Regions from separate parts of the Homo sapiens genome. Here region 1 is linked to region 2. Evidence: chromatin contacts called from ENCODE Hi-C or POLR2A ChIA-PET data. All regions are on one chromosome and are shown on one strand. Each heading gives the region's core, a stretch centred on a gene start or an enhancer-like site at or near the end of the contact. The rest is flanking DNA. Distances are from core to core; before and after follow the strand shown.

Region 1 (3,592 bases), core at 555-3,054, 270 kb after region 2:
ATGCATAGAATGTATGTGAAAAAAGCCAATACAAATAAAATATGCAATAGGTTCTTAATTCTGTTATATATTATGCACAGAAGAAAGGAATTACATCAAAATGCCAATAACAGTTATGTTTGATAACAAAGATAACAGTGGTAGTGGTGGTGGTAGTGGTAAATCTTCTCTTCTCTATACTTTTCTATGATTAGTATGTATTATTTTATAACCAGAAAAAAGGTTTTATAAAAAAGAAAGAAAGAAACTTCAGTCTGAAATAAATGGCTAGTAAAGAGGGCTCCCTCCCACAGAGCTGTGCTGACCCTGGGTTCACATAGCAGGGACTGGGGGTGTACAAAAGGGGCTCCTGCTGTGCTGTTACTCAGTTTCCCCTCTGGTTAACCCTAGCTCCAAGCCGACACCCCTTTGTGCCCAGAGAGCCTGCAGCTCTGTGCCTCTCCCTCTGGATCCGCCTCCCCCTGCCCCCGCAAGTTGCTCACAGCCTCGGATTCTGCTTCATCAGTTCTTGGCAGCGTTTTGAGCTCTTACATCTTGGGCCCAAGCTGGAACAACCCCAGCTAAGTACTAAAGATGGGGAGCTGGAGCATCCAGCACCCTAGGGCTGGAGCCCAGATGGTACCAGGGCAAGGGCAGCCTGGGAGTCTCCAAGATGATTAAAAAGACATGGCTTCCTGGGCTCATGTCTGCCAGCACCAGGAGGTCTCATGAGAGTAGCAGCTGGTCTCCATTCTGCCTTCTGATGGACAAATGTATCCCTGACTCCTAAGCTGTGCTCTTCTCTTAGCCACCGAAGCTGGACTTCTCAGGGCTAGAGGACTTCCGAGTCCCACTTCACCCTTTTCCTTACAGAATTCGAATGTCAGGCATCAAAGGCCTGCAAGGGGTGGTGAGGAAGACGGTGAATGATGAACTGCAGGCCAATATCTGGGACCCACAGCACATGGATAAGATCGTTCCATCACTGCTTTTCAATCTACAGCATGTAGAGGAGGCAGAGAGGTAAGCAGGCCGGGATGGGGCAGGACAGTAGATATAATCAACCCTCCAAGGGCTGCTTGGGAACCACATGGTTTGGGTTGGTCAGTAAAACTCAGCTACAAGGCCAGGGACATGGCTTTGTGGCTTGTTCTGCAGTGAGTCCAAAGCTGGCTCCCTAGAAGCCATGGGTCTGACTTTGTGCCAGCCCACAGTGTCCCTTAACATGTGCGTTACCGAAGGAGGACAGTGTTGGTGCTGGGCTCCCTGGTGGGTAAATCTGTTGGTAATAACACACAGAACCAAGAGTCTGGTTACCTTTGTCTCCCTGGAAGCAGGGCCAAGGAGGCTTTAAGATGCCTTTTGTGGGCCGGGCGCGGTGGCTCACGCCTGTAATCCCAGCACTTTGGGAGGCTGAGGCGGGCAGATCACGAGGTCAGGAGATCGAGACCATCCTGGCTAACACGATGAAACCGCGTCTCTACTAAAAAAAAATGCAAAAAAATTAGCTGAGCGTGGTGGCGGGCGCCTGTAGTCCCAGCTACTCGGGAGGCTGAGGCAGGAGAACGGGAGCCCGGGAGGCAGAACTTGCAGTGAGCCGAGATCGCGCCGCTGCACTTACAGCCTGGGCGACGGAGCGAGACTCCGTCTCAAAAAAAAAAAAAAAAAAAAAAAAAAAAAAAAAAAAAAAAAGATGCCTTTCATGGCTCCGATCACTGCGGACTTTCCATCTGGACCTTCCTTCCTCTGTTGCTTCCTGATGCTATTTCAGGCCCTGAAAACGTGCATGCTTGACCAGCCCGCAGCCACTCAGTAAGAGCTTGCAGATACTGGGTTTTAATCCTGGATCCCCTAAGCATGGGATTCATTCCTGTCCCTGCACCCTCATTTTTCCCCTCGGTGAAATGGAATGGGGAGAAAGGCCCACGTTGCTGTCCCACCTGGGCTATCTGTGCACTAGGCTAGTTAGGTCGGTTGATCCCAGGCTACTAGAGCTAGACTCGGGTCGACGGGGGCGGGGGCGGGGGCGGGGGCGGGGGCGGGGCGTGGGGTGGGGCGTGGGGTGGGGTGGGGTTCGTATGCCATCTGGTGGCTGTTTCTGGAATAGCATCTCACTGACAAGCTGCTGTGGTCTCTGGGCTGGGAGTCCTCCGGCTCCTGTTCTGTCCAGATGTGGGCCCACTCCCTGTGACTTGAGTATCATTGACTCTTGCCTGAGCCAACCACTGTGCCTTTCCTTTTCCCTCCCTCTCTTTCCTCTCCTTTCTTCCACTTCTGTTTTGTTTTTTGCCTCCCTTTCCTATCTTCATCTCCCATCTCCTTTTCCTTCTGAAGTCTTAGGTGCATCAAGACACACATGTTCTACACCTCACCTGGCCCATGGGGCTCAGAGCATCCTTCCCACAGTGGTACATCTGGAAATCTTTAAGGATTTCCAGAAAAAGAACTTTATCTTTTCTTCTCCGGTCTTCCCCCACTTCCCCCAGTGGGGGCTTCTTTACCCCCATTTAATTTCTGACAGCTGTGACGCCTCCCCTATTGCCTAGTGCAACCCATGTCAAATTCCTGCTTGTCTTGTGTGGATGAAACACGGAAAGCCGGGATTGTACAGAGCCTGACCCCAGCCTGCATGCCACCCTCTACCCATGTGCCTCTGTCTCCCCAGCCGGTCTCCCTCACCCCTCCAAGCACCTGAGAAGGAGAAAGAGAGCCCCGCGGAGCTGGCTGAGAGGTGTCTTCGGGAGCTGCTGGGCCGGGCTGCCTTTGGCAACATCAAAAACGCCATCAAGCCTGTTCTCATGTGAGTGCCCCCACCCACTGCCTTGGCCCCAGCCTTCAGCCTGGATGTGTTTCAGGTCCCTGGCATCTCCTGGCTGGCTGGGGGGAAGGGGATATTACAGTTGTGGTGCCGCAGCCGAGTCGATCCCTTCCCTGTGCCTGTGTTCCCTGCACTGTGACAGCAAAAGCTGCCACAGGGTGGCCAACTGCTGCCAGTAGGAAGGCACCCAACGCTAAGCAAAGGTGCCCAGCTTCACCACACACATCCACAACTGCAGAGCGCTGTCCTTGGCCTCTCTCCAGCACTGGACTGGGACTACCCCAAGGCCCTTCAGGCTTCACTTCCTCACCCGGGAACTGTGCGAGGGGCTCTGAGAAGGTGTCCCTCTGCCTCCAAGCTAATCTCTTCTCCCTAACACTGCCGGGAGTTTCATAGTTGTTCCCCCACGTTTTCTCCCTCACAGCCATCTGGATAACCATTCTCTTTGGGAACCCAAGGTGTTTGCCATCCGTTGCTTTAAAATCATCATGTACTCAATTCAGGTATGGTGGCTCCCCTGGGCCAGCCGGATCCCAGGACAAAGGCCTCTCTAGAAGCTAGACGGGTGCTAAAATAGAAAGCCAGAAGTCCCCTGTGACTCCTCCGAAGCCCCCAGTTGCCGAAACCAGTGCTGCTTAAGCTAGCTGTGGAGAAGGGCCGGCTGATTTTATTTCCAGTACATCACAGACCAATACTTTTATAAAATACAATTAAAACAAATAATTTCTAGAAAAATTAAATAAAAAACTCATGCAAAATGCAAGCCTACAGATCACACCCTTGGCTGCTACAGCA
Region 2 (3,388 bases), core at 689-3,188:
TGTGTCTCTGTGCAGTCCCCCAAGACCTGAATGGAAACCCACCCAGCGTCCACCTCAGCTGTCTCCCCAGGATCCCAAGGGTGAAGATGGGGATGGCTTTCTACCCTAGACCCTGTGCAGTCTGCCCTGGGCTCTCCCTCTACGTGCCCTGGCTGCAGCATCCTCCTGTCTGAGGGTGGGCACTGTGGACAGTCCTCACCTCCGAGGGAGGACCAGGCACAGGGCCAGTTAACCACACAGGACGCGTGTGAAGGAAGCATAGGCCTGCCCCTGTCATCCCTCCATCTTCCCACATCCTCCGTCAACCATGTTCCGATCCCTGGGAAGTGATTCTGAGTATGATTCAGAGAGGCTCAGTTTTGTAGCTCCACCTGGCAGCAGGTGTGTGCTGAGTGGGTTTTCTGGGTGCCGCCTGTTGCCAGGTGGCGGCTGGGGTGCTTAGCAACCCTCAAGGTCCCCAACTAACCCCTGAAGTGTGGTCACATGGGAATAAAGACAAACAACTCCAGTTCTGTCCTCTGGGCCTCCTGCTCTACCCTCACATGCCCACAGAGCCGGGAGGCTGGACCAAGGTCAGCATGCACCCTGGCGGCCCCGCACCACAGGGAAGCGCCATGGCACTGCCTGCGAAGCCAGATATGTGTTCGGCAGAGGCAAAGAGGACGCTTCGCATGCCAGGGCTGCACCAAGAGCTCCAAATCCACAAGGCCTCAGGGCAGGGCAGGCTCCACTACCTCCCTGAAGGAGACTGGAGCCAGGGAGGTTAAAGCAGCAAAGCCACTGGAATCTGAGACCCTTGCCATTACCCAAATGCTCTGTTGCCTCAATGCACCCTTTGACATGTGGACATGCTCACCCCAGTGAGGAGGCAGAAAGGGATGCCTGTGCTTGAGGGACTGTGCCGCCTCACCCTCCTGGACCATGGCTGGCTGCCCACCCATCTGGGAGTTGACTGTCATTAGGAGGCTGGTCATCTTCATAACAGAAGGTACAACTTCCCAGGGGATGGCAAGAGAGAGAGCGGGCTCAGGTCACCAGCGCATCCCTACACCTCACTTCACAGCAGAGGAGGAAGCTGAGGCCCAGCGAGGAGACACCTGCTGGGACAGCCACATGGCCAGGGCTGCCCTTCAGCCGCACACTCTTAAGGCAGCTTAGAAAACAAGATAAATAGCCGAGCATGGGGCTCACGACTGCAATCCCAGCACTTTGGGAGGCCAAGGCAGGCAGATCACTTGAGATCAGGAGTTTGAGACCAGCTTGGCCAACATGGTGAAACCCCGTCTGTACTAGAAATACAAAAATTAGCTGTGTGTGGTGGTGGGCACCTGTAGTCCCAGCTACACGGGAGGCTCAGGCAGGAGAATCGCTTGAACCTGGGAGGTGGAGGTTGTAGTGAGCCAAGATCGTGCCACTGCACTCCAGCCTGGGCGAAAGAGTGAGACTCCATCTCAAAAAAAAAAAAAAAAAAAGATAAGAGCACCTGACCAAATAAAAAGTGAGACATGGACCCTGGGCACTCAATTCTGGAAGGAGGCCCCTTTTTTGCAGAGGGTAGATTAACGATTGTTTTTATAGGAGACACTCATAATTTTTTTAAATGGAGAATTTTCTTAAAAAAGACATTAAGCACACATGTAAGTAAGGGATGGCCTGCTCTGACACTGACCTCAAATGGCTCTTTGGAGCCACTTCCAAACCAGGTTCTGTTTCCTCTCATACCAGGACTGTCTGCGGCCCTTTCCAAAGTGTTTTTCCATCTATTATCTCATTTTTATTCTCATGAGGAGCTTTTACAGGAGGAAAGTGAAACGGGGTCATGCAGCCTCTAGTACCGGCCTGCACTCAGCTCCGAAGACCCGTCAGCTGATGTTTCTGAAACGTCAAATCAGCCCAGAGCCCACGCCACTCCCAACGTCAGCCCCAATGCCTTGGGAGGGAGTGACCTCTGTCCTGGCTGGAAGAGAGAAGGGGAAGGATGCACAGGCCCCAGCCAGCTCCCATCCTACCTCACCACCCTGACTTCAGCCGGTGCCTCCCCAGGGGCTGGGGGCCAGCGTGACGGCATCTTGGAGCCCCAAAGGGCTTCATGGTTTTTAGACTCCCCTCTGCCTTATTTCATGTGATTCCCAAACTATCCCCTAACAATGGTATTATTTTTAATCCCATTTTCAGAAAATTAAACTAAAGACCAGAGAGGTAAAGTACCAACACCACACAGAGAAAGCCAGGGCTCACAGTCCCCCAAAAACGCTGGCAGAGGCTGTGGATGCAAATCCAGGTCCAAGATGACCAGCGGGGTCATCCCTCCCCAACCCCCAGTACAGACAGGTATCCACCACAAGGTGAGGCTGGAGCATAGGACTGTGGGACTGTGCTAGGGTCTGGGTCCCTTGTCCTCACGTGCAAGGCCTGTCCCAGGGCTCACCAGGTCCCTTTCTATCTGGTTTTAAAAATCAATCTCGGTAGCCGGGCGCGGTGGCTCACGCCTGTAATCCCAGCACTTTGGGAGGCTGAGGTGGGCGGATCACGAGGTCAGGAGATCGAGACCATCCTGGCTAACACGGTGAAACCCCGTCTCTACTAAAAATACAAAATATTTGCCGGGCATGGTGGCGGGCACCTGTAGTCCCAGCTACACGGGAGGCTGAGGCAGGAGAATGGCGTGAACCCGGAAGGCGGAGCTTGCAGTGAGCCGAGATCGTGCCACTGCACTCCAGCCTCGGGGACAGAGCGAGACTCCGCCTCAAAAAAAAAAAATTAATTAATTAAAAAAAATAAAAACAAATAAAAATCAAGCTCGGGTCCCAAGTTTTCTTTTGGGGGAAGATGTTGCGGAACTAGCTAGAGGTGGTGGTGGCACAACATGGTGAGTGTACTAAACCACTTTCAAGGGGTTTCATTTTAGCTCTATAAAAAAGAAAAAAAAATGAAGCAAACCTGAGTTTTTCTAACTGCATATCTAATTTATAATACCATATTCATTTTTAAAAATTATTTTTCAAAAAAAGTCCCAGATTAAGGGAGGTTTTGGTGGCCTCTTCTACTTTTCTATATCTTCAAAATTGTATCCAACAATCATATGATGGTAGAGAGTTTGAGTGTCTATGTGCAGGCACTGTGCAATAACTACTTAACACTTATCTCCCCTAAGGCCATAGGAGAGGGGCAGAGACTCTGGTACTTGGCTCTCAGCTGCTATACTATGTGAGAGGAAGGTGTTACATTTATAATCTCTTAATCAGGATAAAACATGGCTAGGACACTCTCAAATATCAGGACCAAAAAAAAGGCTTGAAGGAATATGCCTCTGTGATGGTTAATACTAAGTGTCAACTTGATTGGATTGAAGGATACAAAGTATTGATCCTGGGTGTGTCTGTGAGGG

What was found. A loop is a pair of places that touch in the nucleus more often than their neighbours do. ChIA-PET counts read pairs that join two places held with the same protein, here RNA polymerase II (POLR2A). Pooled maps may share reads with other maps.
Region 1: a loop to region 2 is called in a pooled map, with 4 times the contacts of the local background. The contact joins two enhancer-like sites. A Hi-C loop is called at or near these places in 1 of 37 single-sample maps with no recorded cell type and 4 of 50 pooled maps. POLR2A ChIA-PET finds 5 or more read pairs at or near these places in 1 of 52 experiments (H1).

The regions. Positions count from the first base shown.
Region 1 is chr2:25,127,331-25,130,922 of GRCh38, forward strand. EFR3B (EFR3 homolog B) reads left to right here. Exons shown (of 23, transcript NM_014971.2): 6 at 853-1,002; 7 at 2,645-2,779; 8 at 3,222-3,300. Among named protein-coding and RNA genes, the nearest start is that of POMC, 39 kb to the right of the region's middle. Within about 2 kb of position 1,805, at least 3 of the 41 ENCODE cell types and tissues checked have a DNase peak (open chromatin) inside an H3K27ac peak, as active enhancers do.
Region 2 is chr2:24,859,798-24,863,185 of GRCh38, forward strand. The region is part of intron 3 of ADCY3 (adenylate cyclase 3); the gene reads right to left. Among named protein-coding and RNA genes, the nearest start is that of ADCY3, 59 kb to the right of the region's middle. Within about 2 kb of position 1,939, at least 5 of the 41 ENCODE cell types and tissues checked have a DNase peak (open chromatin) inside an H3K27ac peak, as active enhancers do.